2 separate regions of the Homo sapiens genome follow, and region 1 is linked to region 2. A link is a contact called in ENCODE Hi-C or POLR2A ChIA-PET data. All regions are on one chromosome and are shown on one strand. The core of a region is the stretch at or near the end of the contact, and the rest is flanking DNA. Distances in the headings are between cores, read along the strand shown. Region 1 overlaps AMN1 (antagonist of mitotic exit network 1 homolog). Region 2 has its middle 30 kb from the start of H3-5.

Region 1 (4,187 bases), core at 409-2,908, 81 kb after region 2:
GATCACAGTGGCAGCTACGAGGCTTCCAAAATTCACTTGAAAGCTAAAGCTTTATCACTGACAACAAATTCTGTCATTTGTTTTCTTTGAAATGACAGCCTCATTTCTTCTATTTTCATGAAATAGTCTGCCAAGTACTCAAATAAGAATAACCTTACACTGTAGTCATTGTATTAGTCCGTTTTCACACTGCTGATACAGACATACCCAAGACTGGGTAACTTATAAAGAAAAAGAGGTTTAATGGACTCACAGTTCCACGTGGCTGGGGAAGCCTCACAATCATGGCTGAAGGCGAAAGGCACGTCTTACAGGGTGGCAGGCAAGAGAGAATGAGAGCCAAGAGAAGGGGTTTCCCCTTTTAAAACCATCAGATCTCATGAGACTTATTTACTATCATAAGAACAGCACAGGAAAGACTTGCCCCCATGATTCAATTACCTCCCACCGGGTCCCTCTCACGACACATGGGAATTGTGGGAGCTACAATTCAAGATGAGATTTGGGTGGCGACACAGTCAAACCATATCAATCATTCTTTTAAAAAGTAAAAATGGTGTTCCATGAGAAAAGTAACTAGTTCAGTTCACAACCCTGAAAGGGTCTCAGACTACAGAATATGCAGACTACACTTTGGGAACCACTGCTTTATGGTAAAGAAAAATTATCAGTCAACTTCAACATTTGCAGCAAGAATAGCATATCATTTTCTGGCCAGGTGTGGTAGCTCACGCCTGTAGTCCTGCACTTTGGGAGGCCAAGGCAGGCAGATCACTTGAGATTAGGAGTTTGAGACCAGCCTGGCCAATATGGTGAAACCCCCTCTCTACTAAAAATACAAAAATTAGCTGGGCATGGTGGCGCACGCCTGTAATCCCAGCTACTCTGATGGCTGACGCATGAGGATCACTTGAGCCTGGGGGGCAGAGGTTGCAATTAGCCAAGATTGTGCCACTGCACTCCAGCCTGAGTGACAAGGTGAGACACTGTCTCAAAAAAAAAAAAAAAAAGAATAGCATACCCCTTTCAAATCACTTCTTATATTTTTGTGTGGCTGCCAGAAGTAGTGGAAGTAGACATTGAAATGGCAGGAGTTCAAAATATTTGGAATAAAAATATTTTTGATCTGGAAGATCACAGTTGGTAAATGCTGGACTAGGTGTTACCGTTACATGATCTAAAAATGACCTTTGGGGCCCTGTGTTGTTTACTTCTTCACAGCAACCAGGACTGTTAGCTCAAAAGCCCATCATCACCAAATCAAATGTTTACACATCCAATTGTTTAAGTATAGCCTAAATAACCAAATTATTAGCCATCTATCTAGAGCCCACCTGCTTTACATACCCTGCAAACTACACTCAACGTCTACTATCCATAGATAAAAACCCCAGGCTATAAAAGACCCCAAATCACTGCTGCCCTTTGGAGCTCTGTAACCCAGAGACACCCCCCCACCCGCCCCGCCGATCTTGCTGCTAAACAACGTCATGACACATACACCCTCTCTCTAGTCCTCCAGGAATTCTCTTACCCTCCCCCTTCTGAGTAGTGGCCGCCCTACACTGTCGCTGCCTTTGGAAGGTCTCATGCTGTGAGGGACTTCCCGGCATACAAACCTGTCAAAGCGCTGTCCAAAGAGAGCTTGTTGTGTCCCACTGCCACCTTGTGGTCACATCTTTTTCTTTGTTCTGCCCTGAAATCCTTCAGATTCACTGCAGTTACATGGTGTGCCATAACATAAAACAAAAAGTGTTTATATGTCCAAAAAGTTTGTGAAGGGCAACATGCCACTATTATGAATGTTAATTTGTCAAAGGCTCTGAGAAATACTATAGCTAAGAAACTGTTTAACTTCGTTTGTCCAAGCATTTCCAAATTTCTAGCACAGAACACTTTTTTGATTACCCTAGCCAACTCCATCACATTTTAAAATGTTATTTTTCTGATCCCTGATTTCACAGAATAGGAAAGTGAGATATTGAAATGTTATTTGTGTCAGGGTGCGGTGGCTCATGCCTGTAATCCCAGCACTTTGGGAGGCCAAGGTGGGTGGATCGCTTGAATGCAGGAGTTTGACACCAGCCTGGGCAACATAGAGAAACCCTGCTTCTATAAAAAATTGTTTTAATTAGCTGGGCATGGTGGTGCACACCTATAGTCCCAGCTACTCGGGAGGCTGAGGTGGGAGGATCGCTTGAGGCCCCAGGGGTTTGAAATCAGCCTGCACAACATTAACTGAGACTTGCTGTCTAATAAAATAATAATAGTGCTAAGACTAAAACTAAAATCTTAAGATACAGTAAAACGAACGCTGATCCCATCCACGCCATCTCTCCAGAACATCGAATAAATCACTTAACTCTTATGGATCTCGACTTTGCCTTGTGCATAATGGCCAATTATCATAACATTGAGAGATCTAATATTAATAATAATGCAAGAGGCCGGGCATGGTGGCTCACGCCTGTAATCCCAGAACTTTGGGAGGCCGAGGCAGGTGGATCACCTGAGGTCAGGACTATGAGACCAGCCTGACCAACATGGTGAAACCCTGTCTCTACTAAAAATACAAAAATTAGCCAGGCATGATGATGTATGCCTGTAATTCCAGCTACTCAGGAGGCTAAGGCAGGAGAATTGCTTGAACGCAGGAGGCAGAGGTTGCAGTGAGCCAAGGTCATGCCACTATACTCCAGCCTGAGCAACAAGAGCGAAACTTCGTCTCAAAAAAAATAAATAAAAATAATAATGCAAGAGTTCATACAATATATTCTACCTTGAGTCATCACATCAAAAAAAATAAATTTTTTAAATAGTTCATATAAAATGGCTTTTATTAATAAACTAAAGAGAAAAAAGCTGAAGAAATTTTAACTACCCAGATCACTTCTACTCTTCCCACTTAACCATCAGTACCCCTAAATCTTCTATAATGATATATTTTTGCTAACATCATTGAATGGAAGTAAAGTGGGCTAACATGTTCACCTTATATTTGATTTTTAATTTCTTCTTTTTCCAAGGAAGATAAATGCTGGTTGTGTTTGTGGGGGTTTTTTGTTTGATACATGGAAGGCCTTTCTTCTTTCGTGACACCTTATATAACATGATTCCTCTTATATATTCATATGGTTGCTCACATATGAGTATTTAAGACCATAAAATTTATATTATATAGAAAGTATTTACTATACTTGCATATGCATGTGCAATTATAATATTGTTACCCTCAAAGCAACCTGACTCCCAGATTAGCACTGCTCACTGTAATTTCCCATCAGATCTCCTGAATTAACCTATTTTCTCGACTATGTTTCTAAGTATTTATAAAATTTCTTAACCTTAGTTAGAATAAAACATAACTTCACATTATGAATTAGGACTTGAAACTGTTAGAAGTACTCTGAGTTGGTTTCTGCAGAAGAGATAAAAACTAAGCTGCTATTAGAAATATGAAAATTATGGTTTTGGCTGTGTATGGTGGCTCACGCCTGTAATCCCAGCCCTGTGGGGGGGCCGAGGCAGGCGGATCACCTGAGGTCAGGAGTTTGAGACCAGCTTGGCCAACATGGTGAAACCCCGTCTCTACTAAAAATACAGAAATGAGTCGGGCGTGGTGACGGGTGCCTATAATCCCAGGTATTTGGGAGGCTGAGACAGGAGAATTGCTTGAACCCGGGAGGCGGAGGTTGCAGTGAGCCAAGATCACACCACTACACTCCAGCCTGGGCAACAAAGAGCAAAACTCCATCTCAAAAGAAAAGAAAAGAAAAGAAAATTATAGTTTTATAGATGTTACAACAGCATGAAAATAATTTTTAAACTTACTAAATCTTTTTTTTTTTTTTGAGATGGAGTTTCACTCTTTGTTGCCGCCTGGAGTGTAGTGGTGCGATCTTGGTTCACTGCAACCTCCACCTCCCGGGTGCAAGCGATTCTCCTGTCTCAGCCTCCTGAGTTGGGATCACAAGCGGGTGCCACCACACCCGGCTAATTTTTTGTATTTTTAGTAGAGACAGGGTTTCACCATTTTGGCCAGCCTAGTCTCGAACTCCTGACCTCAGGTGATCTGCCCACCTCAGCCTCCCAAAGTACTGAGATTACAGGTGTGAGCCACCAAGCCTGTCCTAAAACTTACTAAAGCATTTTAATTCAATTAGGTCTTCAATGATTATCAGTAAGTT
Region 2 (4,235 bases), core at 76-2,575:
GGGGACAGAGCAAGACTTCATCTCAAAAAAAAAAAAAAAATCCTTTGTCAATTTTTTAGTTGGGTTGTCTTTTATTGCTGAATTGTTAGAGTTTTTTATATATTCTAGATACAAGTTCTTTTTTTTTGAGACGGAGTCTTACTCTGTCCCCCAGGCTGGAGTGCAGTGGCACGATCTTGGCTCACTGCAAGCTCCGCCTCCCGGGTTCACGCCATTCTCCTGCCTCAGCCTCCCGAGTAGCTGGGACTACAGGCATGCGCCACCACGCCCGGCTAATTTTTTGTATTCATAATAGAGACGGGGTTTCACGGTGTTAGCCAGGCTTGTCTCTATCTCCTGACCTTGTGATCCACCTGCCTCGGCCTCCCAAAGTGCTGGGATTACAGGCGTGAGCCACCATGCCCGGCCAATTCAAGTTCTTTACTAGAATGACTTGCAAATATTTTATCCTTTTCTATAGGTTGTCTTTTCAGTTTCTGGATAATGTCCTTTGTAGCACTAAAGTGTTTAATTTTGGAGTAGATCAATTTTTCTATTTTTTTCTTTTATAGTTTGTGTTTTTGGTGCCATAACTAAAAAAACATTACCTAATCCAAGGTCACAGGGATTTACATCTATGTTTTCTTCTAAGAGTTTATAATTTTAGCTCTTATGTTTAGGTCCTGATCCATTTTGAGTTAATTTTTGTATATAGTGTATGGTACTCAGGTGCCAAATTCATTATTTTGTATGTAGATATCTAGTTGTTCAGAACCATTTGTTGAAAGATTATTCTTTCCTCCATTGAACTGTCTTGGCAGCCTTGTTGAAAATCAATTGATGCAAGAGTCTGGGTTTATTTCTGGACTCTCAATTCATTGTCCTCAACTACATGTCTATTCTTATGCCCATACTACAGTCTTGATATTATAGCTTTAAGCAAAGTTTTGAAATGGGGAGGTGTGAGTCTTTCAATTTTTAACTTTTTCAAGATTGTTTTGGTTATTCAGGGCCCCTTGCAGTTCTATATGTATTTGAGGATCAGCTTTTACATTTCTGAAAAAATTAAAAATGCTGTTGGAATTTTGACAGGGATTGTGTTGAGTCTGCAGATTAATTTAAGAAGTACTGATATCTTAACAATATTAGATATTCCAATCCATGAAAACAGATGTTGTTTCAACTAGTCTTCTTTCTTTTTCTCTTTTTCTTGCTTCTCTTTTTGGTTTTCAGTAGGATCTTGCTCTGTCACCCAGGCTGGAGTACAGTGGCGCGATCATAGCTAACTACAAACTCAAACTCCTGATCCTCCTGCCTCAGCCTCCTGAGTCATCTCTTTCAATGATCTCTTTTTCAGTATGAGTCATCCATTTCTTTTGTTTGTTTGTTTCTTTTTTTTTTTTTTTTTGAGACGGAGTCTCACACTGTTGCCTGGGCTGGAGGGCAATGGCACGATCTCAGCTCACTGCAACCTCCACCTCCCGGGTTCAAGCAATTCTCCTGCCTCAGCCTCCCGAGTAGCTGGGATTACAGGTGCCCGCCACCACACCCAGCTAATTTTTTTGTATTTTTAGTAGAGATGAGGTTTCACTATGTTGGCCAGGCTGGTCTCGAACTCCTGACCTCATGATCTGCCTGCCTCGGCCTCCCAAAGTGCTGGGATTACAGGTGTGAGCCACCTTGCCTGGCTGAGTCATCCACTTCTTTTGTTAAATTTGTTGCAAAGTATTTTATTATATTTGATGGTATTATAAATGGAATTATTTTCTTAATTTTATTTTTGGATTGTTCATTGTTACTTTATAGAAATACAACTGATTTTTGTATATTGATCTTGCATTGTTGCACCATTCTGAGCTTGTTTATTAGCCCTAATGGATTTTTTGTGAATTGTTTAGGGATTTTTATCTCATCTGCAAAAAAAGATAGTTGTCCCTCCTCTTTTCCAACCTAGATGCCTTTTATTTTATTTTCTTGCCTAATTGCCTTGGCTAGAACTTCCAGTTCAATTTTGAATGCAAGTGATGACAGCAGGCATTGTTGTCTTGTTTCCAATAACTTTTAACTTCTAATTTTCCCCCAAATATAAAGATAAACACATTAGATAGAAAAATATTACTGATAATAGTAGTCATCATTATTTAAAATCTTTTGTTAATGGGAGTACTTCTAATATTTTCCTTTGAACATAAGCTGTCTTGAGGTTAAAATAGATTCATATTAAGGAAATGTCTTCTATTCTTTTTTTTTATTTTTCAAATTTAATTAAAAAAATTTTTTATTTCCTCATTCTTGCTGTCAACTTATATTCTTATTCTTTTATGATCATTTTTGATTGAAAAGTAGATGGGCCAGGCACTGTGGTTCACATCTATAATCCCAGCATTTTGGGAGGCCGAGGCAGATGGATCACTTGAGGTCAGGAGTTCGAGACCAGCCTGGCCAACATGGTGAAACCCCATCTCCATTAAAAATACAAAAATTAGCAAGGCATGGTGATGCATGCCTATAATCCCAGCTACTTGGGACACTGAGGCAGGAGAATCACTTGAACCCAAGAGGCTGAGGTTGCAGTGAGCTGAGCTGAGATCGCACCACTGCACTCTAGCCTGGGTGAAAAAGCGAGACTCTGTCTAAATAAATAAATAAATAAATAAATAAATAAATGTTAAAAGGTTTTTTTTTTGTTTTTTTTTTTTGAGATGGAATCTCACTCTGTCGCTCAGGCTGGAGTGCAGTGGTGTGATCTCAGCTCACTGCAACCTCCACCTTCCAGGTTCACGTCATTCTCCTGCCTCAGCCTCCAGAGTAGCTGGGACTACAGGTGCCTGCCACCACGCCTGGCTAATTTTTTGTATTTTCAGTAGAGACAGGGTTTCACTGTGTTAGCCAGGATGGTCTCAATCTCCTGATCTCATGATCTGCCCACCTTGGCCTCCCAAAAGCTTTTAATCAAATTATTTTTCAAAGTCTGTTGAGTTGATTGTCCTTGGGTCTCTTTATAAAATAGATTTCCTAATAATTTATTATCCTTGTATTTCTGAAATAATCCCCATTTTTGTCCTTTCATTCTTGTAAGGTATTACAGGATTCTTTTTCCTAGTACCTAGTATTATTTCATCAATACATATAAATGAGATTAGTGCTCAGGTTTTTTTCTACACACCTTGTTAGAGTTAGTGTCAAACTATTCTTGCTTCATAGAAGTATTTTAGATGGTTTCTTTCTTTTTTTTATGTGTTAGAAAAGCTCACATAGCTTTGGAATTGTTTCCTTAAAGGTGGAATATAACCACCTATGAAAATATCTAGACCTGGTACTCCTTTTGTGGAATAGCTCTTTATACTTCTTTTATGGTAATTATTTGCTTATTTAGATTTTCTGTTTTTTTTTTTAAGATCAGTTTTGGCAAGTCATACTTTCTTTAAAAATAATCCATTTTATCTAGAATTTCCAAATTATTGCATCAAGTATATTTTAGCTGTTTTTCCTAGTTAACTTAGCTAAAAGCCTATCTTTTTTATTTTTCAAGTAACCAGCTCTTGGATTATATATTTAATTCTACTTTTTTTCTAATTAAGTAGTTTCTATTTTTATTTTTTCAATTTCTTTGCTTTCTTAGCTTTGTTTGGCTGATCTTTAACTTCATTCATTTTGATGCTTTCCTTCTTTCTTTCTTTCCCTTCCTTCCTTCCTTCCTTCCTTCCTTCCTTCCTTCATCTTCTTTCTTTCTTGATGGAGTCTCGCTCTGGAGTGCAGTGGCACGATCTTGGCTCACTGCAATCTCCGTCTCCTGGGTTCAAGTGATTTTCCTGCCTCAGACTTGTGAGTAACGGGGATTACAGGTGCCTGCCACCATGTCCAGCTGTTTTTTGTTTGTTTGTTTGTTTGTTTTTTTGAGACAGAGTCTCCTCTGTCGCCCAGGCTGGAGTGCAGTGGCACGATCTCGGCTCACTGCAAGCTCTGCCTCCCGCGTTCAAGCGATTCTCCTGCCTCAGCCTCCTGAGTAGCTGGGATTAGAGGCATGTGCCACCATGCCTGGCTAATTTTTGTATTTTTAGTAGAGGCGGGGTTTCAGCATGTTAGCCAGGATGGTCTCCATCTCCTTACTGCGTGATCCACCCACCTCAGCCTCCCAAAGTGCTGGGATTACAGGCATAAGCCACCGTGCCCGGTCCTCACCTACTTTTTTAGTAGAGACAAGATTTCACCATGTTGGCCAGGCTGATCTTGAGCTCCTGACCTCAAGTGATTTA

The links. A loop is a pair of places that touch in the nucleus more often than their neighbours do. ChIA-PET counts read pairs that join two places held with the same protein, here RNA polymerase II (POLR2A). Pooled maps may share reads with other maps.
Region 1: a loop to region 2 is called in a map of A673, with 4 times the contacts of the local background. The contact joins two enhancer-like sites. A Hi-C loop is called at or near these places in 5 of 168 maps with a recorded cell type or tissue (A673, Caco-2, OCI-LY7 and 2 more), 4 of 37 single-sample maps with no recorded cell type and 11 of 50 pooled maps. POLR2A ChIA-PET finds 5 or more read pairs at or near these places in 5 of 52 experiments (GM12878, Panc1, activated B cell and 2 more).

The regions. Positions count from the first base shown.
Region 1 is chr12:31,679,787-31,683,973 of GRCh38, reverse strand. All of the region lies in intron 6 of AMN1 (antagonist of mitotic exit network 1 homolog), which reads left to right. Among named protein-coding and RNA genes, the nearest start is that of ETFBKMT, 22 kb to the right of the region's middle. RefSeq lists a silencer at 1,438-1,527. Within about 2 kb of position 1,658, at least 4 of the 41 ENCODE cell types and tissues checked have a DNase peak (open chromatin) inside an H3K27ac peak, as active enhancers do.
Region 2 is chr12:31,760,366-31,764,600 of GRCh38, reverse strand. No RefSeq gene overlaps it. Among named protein-coding and RNA genes, the nearest start is that of H3-5, 30 kb to the left of the region's middle. Within about 2 kb of position 1,325, at least 2 of the 41 ENCODE cell types and tissues checked have a DNase peak (open chromatin) inside an H3K27ac peak, as active enhancers do.